Linked DNA regions of Homo sapiens: region 1 is linked to region 2. A link is a loop called in an ENCODE intact Hi-C map of the cell type or tissue named here. Cell type or tissue: GM12878. All regions are shown on one strand. Links, peaks and the distances in the headings refer to the core of each region. The heading gives the core; the rest is flanking DNA.

Region 1 (2,923 bases), core at 187-2,686, 370 kb before region 2:
TACCACAAAATATATTTATATGACAGATTTCGAAATGGCCCTGCAAAGCTATCTTTTGTGGGGGAAATTTTGCATCTGCCATTAGTGCAGCTAGGCCTTTTCCAGATCCAGGAAAGATAGACTGTGAGGCTCACACCTTTTAAGGTCCAAAAAGAGACATTTACCATCTATTCTTTCTGAAGCCAGCTACATGGAGGCTTCATATATGTAACAAGAATCTTAGCTTCCACAAACTCCCTTACCTTAACTCAAACATTTTTTTCTACTGACTTCAAGTCTTTAGTTTAACTCTTTCAACCAATTGCCAATCAGAAAAATCTTTGCATCCACCTATGACTCATAAGCCTTCCACTTCATGTCCTGCTTTTTCAGGCTGAAACAATGTATATTTTACATGTATTGATTTATGACTTTGCCTGCAAGTTCTTTCCCTAAGTTTTAGGGAGACAGAAGTTACCCTGGGCACACTTTCTCAGGATCTTCTGAGGCTTTTCCCCGGCCATCGTCACTCATATTGGCTCAGAATAAACCTCTTTAAATATTTTACAGTGTTCAGCTTTTTCATCAAATGCAAACTTGACATACTAAATAAGCTGAAGAAAACTGAGAAAACCGAAGAGGTAGAAAAGTCACTTTCTGATTTTTTCTGCCCTTCTCCCCTGAGAGCTGTCCACAAAAGAATTCTCAGACCTACCTGTTCTGAGAGAAGGTAATAAGCCCTTTATTCCAGAGGGGCCCTGACCAATGCCCAGAGGGAAAAAAATGTCACATGGGGAGGCCACTAAGAATCTGAACAAACCTCGCTAAGTCCTCCTCCTAAGTTTATTTCCATTATATCATATTTTTAAATGTTCTAATCATACTTTTAAGGCTCGCATGCCTCATGAAACTTCTACTAAGTAAATTTGCTATACTTTTCTGTTGCTAATCTGTCTTTTGTTAGAAGTTACCAACCACGAACCTTTTGATGAGCAAGGAAAAAATGTCTTACTTCCCCCCCACCCCCGCCCCCTGTACCACTAATTATAAACTTTGCAAAGTTTTGATACTATCATCTTATGGTGTGACCCATCTCATTCACAGGGAAGTCACAACACAGCTCATGTGGTCCATGCAGTCCATTTATACGGGATTTTGCTAAAGTTTCTATACTCCTAGATTCTTAGGCTTAGCATCACTAAGAGGGATAGAATGTGTGTCTGAACTGTATCCGTTCATTATATCAGGGACAGAATGTGTGTCTGAACTGTATGCATTCATTATATCAGGGATAGAATGTGTGTCTGAACTGTATGCATTCATTATAACAGGGATAGAATGTGTCTCTGAACTGTATCAGTTCATTATATCAGGGATAGAATGTGTGTCGGAACTGTATCCGTTCATTATATCACGGATATGAGGTGTGTCTGAACTGTATGCATTCATTATATCAGGGATAGAATGTGTCTCTGAACTGTATCAGTTCATTATATCAGGGATTCAATGTGTGTCTGTGAACTGTATCCGTTTATTATATCAGGGATATGAGTTGTGTCTGAACTGTATCAGTTCATTATATCAGGGATACAATGTGTGTCTGTGAACTGTATCAGTTCATTATATCAGGGATATGAGGTGTGTCTGAACTGTATCAGTTCATTATATCAGGGATACAATGTGTGTCTGAACTGTATCAATACACATAACCTACTTCTGAAACACAGTAAGGACAGGGCTTGGCCCCCACTCCTACTATCACATTTTTTTTCCCGTACCTGCCAACTTCCAGACCTTGCACCACCACCTCCACTGGCACGATACCCACTGCATGGATAACTTGAAGAAACTAAGATAAGCAGCATTCCACCATAAATCTTATTCAAGGGAGTTAACCTTATCACTCACATGTGCATAAGACCAGAAGAATGACTGATCTTTACCCCTTGCTTCATTATAATACTAAAATCTCCACCCAGGGAAGGGCTTACCCACCATTTTTTGATCATGCAATGTATGTGTTCACATAATTTCTCACTGTGCCTGCATATCCTGTGCTCCACTCCACATGTATAAAGAGCCTCCCATACCTCATGATTATCCATGTCACTCATCTTAAAACACAGCAAAGGCCTAGCCATGGGGAACCAGCCAGAGAACTGTCATTCCAGTGCTGTCTCCCTTGTGTTCGAGCACAAGCCCTTAATAAAGCCTTGTCTGGAAAACTTGCTTGGTCTCATGTCCATTTCTATTGCACAGGAGCCCAAGAACCTGTGGTTAGTAATACTTTCACATTTTGGCCTGAATGAATCAGGTACTGTCTGTTTAGCTGATAGGTGACTAGTTTCCTTTATTATTTTCATAGTTTTACATCTTATGTATCAATATGGTTTGGCTCTGTGTCCCCACCTAAATCTCATGTTGAATTGTAATTCCCAGTGTTCAGGGAGGTAGCTGGTAGGAGGTGATTGGATCCTGGGGTGGATTTCCCCCTTGCTGTACTCATGATTCTGAGTGAGTTCTCCTGAGATCTAGTTGCTTGAAAGTGTGAAGCACTTCCCCTTTCACTCTCTCTCTCCTGCTCAGCCTTGTAAAGATTGTACCTGCTTCCCCTCCACCTTCCCCCATGATTGTGTGTTTCCCGGGGCCTCCCCAGCCATGCTTTCTGTAAAGCCTAAGCAACTGTGAGTCAATTAAACCTCTTTTCTCCATAAATTACCCAGTCCCAGGTATGTCTTTATGGCAGCATGAGGACGGACTAATACGGTATCTATCTGTAAACAACAGAGTTTACTCTTGCCTAATTTTGAACTTTAAAAATGAAGTTACTTTGAATATATTATTTTGACTTTTTTGCTAAATATAATTTTTGTGATATTCAGCTCATTATCTTGTATAGTTTGCTCATTTTCCTTAGCATATGCAATGTCATTGAATATCTTAA
Region 2 (2,923 bases), core at 224-2,723:
AGTGCTCCCAGTCAGGGGACAACTCAGCAAGATGGAAACTCTACTCTAGACTATTATAGCCAAGAACACACAGCTTCCTCTCCCCAAAGCTCCCAGTCAGGGGACAAACTTCTGTCAACCTACATTGACAGAGAGGGAGACTCTCTAACGAAAATGATGTTTATTTAGGAATAGAATTGCAATGGGAATATATGTGCCATAGAAAACTATGTGTGTATTCAGGGAGGTAACAGAAGACAGTGGTTTTTAAAGGAAAAATAAGGAGGATTACATAATTGTTTTGAGATAACTGTCCTTGGCTATAAGAATCAAATAATAAAGGTGGTGCCAGTCTGAGGTTGGACAAGCAGTTGCTGGGCAGATGTCCTCGCAGAATTATATTTTTGTGTAAGGCTGTGATGGTCTTTGTGCAAGGCTGTGGTTTTTGCAGAGCTTTTTGTGATAGTTCCTGTTATCAGGCATTCGTGCGTGAGAACCCTCTGTTCACGGCCTTTTCTGGCTCTTTTTGTCGGAGCTTTGTTAACAAGGGACTTGTTTTGATTCTGATAACTTTCACACTTTCTGGAGCAGAAAGTTAGCATGTCTCATCCTACCCCCAGTTTCTTCCTACTGAAGATAATAAATTCCAGGTGAGTATGGCTGACAAGTGAAGACTCCCTTCTTCCTTGCCTCTCCTAGTCATGGGATACAGGCTCGACCTTGAGAATACTGCACATACTGCAAATACTGAGGCCCCAATCACCACTGCCCTAGTTCACTGGCAGCAGTCCCATGCCAATAAAGGCCAACCTGAGAAATTCTAGGGCTGCTGCACACCATTCTACCAAGTGCTCAGCTCCTAAAGTAGAGGCGTCACTCAGGAGAAGCATGCCATTTTCTCCAGAGCCATGGCTCAGAGATTTTACCCAGGGGCAGAAGCAGGCATAGAACAGAGAGCTCCAGCTTTCTACTCAAAGGAACAGACCTCACTTATAACTGAGTCTGAAGTTCAAGTCTAAGAGTCCTCTAAATATAGGGGGAATAAAACAGTGGCGGTTGCGGTGAAAGGCGATTGGGAAGCAATTAGTAGATTCATTGACGATTGCTATGGACTGAATGCTTGTGTTCCCCCAAAATTCATATGTTGAAATTATAACCCCCAATGTGATGATATTAGGAGATGGGGCCTTCGGAAGGTCATTAGATCATGAGGGTGGAGCCCTCATGAATGGAATTAGTGACCTTATAAAAGGGACCCCAGAGAGCTCTCTCACCTTCTTTCCACCATGTGAAGATACAATGAGAAGTCAACAGTCTGCAACCTGAAGAGGGCCTTCACCAGAACCTGACCATGCTGGCATCCTGATCTTGGACTTTCAGTGTCCAGAACCGTGAGAAATAAATTTCTTTTGTCTATAAGCCACCTAGTTTATAATATTTTGTAATAGCACACCAAGCTGACTAAGACAGAAATATAGGCTAAACTGTAGGCCGGCTGGTTTGCCAGAGAGAAACAAGACACCAGACAACTACAAAGAGCCCTCCTGGAGTCAGAACATGTTTCAGTGACTTTGGTAACTGTCCCTACAAAGGAGCCTGAATTTGATTAGCTAAGCCTATAGGGCAATGGATGCCCAGAGCATTGTTGAAAACAGCTGAGCAATCAGCCTGCAATTAGAGAGCTTAACAGCTGAGTAAGTTCAGGAATAGATAGTCAAAAAGAAATCTGCCAAAACCACCATCATCCCACAATGACTGTGGGCATACCAAAGGTTGTGTCCTGTGAGGAGCAACATTAGAGGCTTAGAGGCTTCCCACTGCAGGGGGTGGGGAAGAATGAGTGTGGTAGTGGGAGAATAGGCTTCAGGAAAATAATCCAGCTAATCACTACACAAATAAGCAGGCAAATAACAATAACAAGCCCACCTGAGGTGGCGGGCACACCCGGAGTTGCTTCAGTACGTGATCTAAAATGTCCAGTTTCCAACAAACGTTATGAGACATGCAAAGAAACAGAAAATATGGCCCATAAACTAAAGAAAAATCAGGAAACAGAAACTGCCTCTATGAATGATATATTAGTCAGGATTGTCCAGGAAAACAGAATCAACAGGATGTTTAGAGACAGAGAGAGAGAGAGAGAGAGAGAGAGAGAGGTTCATTTTAAAGGATTTCTTCATGCAGTTGTGGGGGCTTGGCAAGTTCAAATGTGCAGAGTAGGCTGGCAGGGCTGAAAATCCAGGGAAGACTTGTAATTTGAGTCCAAAGGCAGTCTTCTGGCAAAAGTCTTCCTTCTTCCAAGGAGGTTAGTCTTTTTCTATAAAGGCTTTCCACTGATTTGAGGAGGCCCACCCATATCATAATGGGTAATCTGCTGTACTCAGTCTACAGATTTAAATATTAGTCTCATCCAATATATAACTTCACAGAAATTTCTAGAATAATATTTGACAAAATATTTGGATACCGTGTGGCCTAAGTTGACACATAAAATTCACCTTCACAAGTTACCAGATGTCAGATTTAACAAAGTTTCATGGCTCACACCTGTAATCCCAACACTTTGGGGGGCCAAGGAGAGTGGATCACCTGAGGTCAGGAGTTCGAGAACAGTCTGGCCAACATGAAGAAACCCCGTCTCTATTAAAAATACAAAATTTAGCCAGGCGTGGTGGCCCATGCCTGTAATCCCAGCTACTCAGGAGACTGAAGCAGGAGAATTGCTTGAACCCAGGAGGCAGAGGTTGTGGTAAGCCGAGATCACACCATTGTACTCCAGCTTGGGAAAAGATTGCGAAACTCCATCTCAAAAAAAAAAAAAAAAGTCTTCAAAGTAGTTCAAAGAACTAAAGGAAACTTGATTAAACAACTAAAGGAAGGTATGATGATAATATCACATCAGATAGAGAATATCAATAGATAGAAATTATTTTTTAAATGTAAA

What was found. A loop is a pair of places that touch in the nucleus more often than their neighbours do. Peaks named below come from ENCODE experiments on the same cell type or tissue, not always from the same donor. Only the 100,000 strongest peaks of a DNase experiment are listed, where the experiment ranks them.
Region 1: it touches region 2 in a loop (3-fold over the local background); 1 of 110 quality-filtered maps calls a loop at or near these places.

The regions. Positions count from the first base shown.
Region 1 is chr1:248,425,779-248,428,701 of GRCh38, forward strand. No RefSeq gene overlaps it. Among named protein-coding and RNA genes, the nearest start is that of OR2T2, 18 kb to the right of the region's middle. In GM12878, for the core only: no CTCF peak of the experiment used is centred there; no DNase peak of the experiment used is centred there; H3K27ac peaks cover 887 bases.
Region 2 is chr1:248,792,112-248,795,034 of GRCh38, forward strand. No RefSeq gene overlaps it. Among named protein-coding and RNA genes, the nearest start is that of SH3BP5L, 32 kb to the right of the region's middle. RefSeq lists a silencer at 1,464-1,553. In GM12878, for the core only: no CTCF peak of the experiment used is centred there; a DNase peak (open chromatin) is centred at 1,640; H3K27ac peaks cover 386 bases.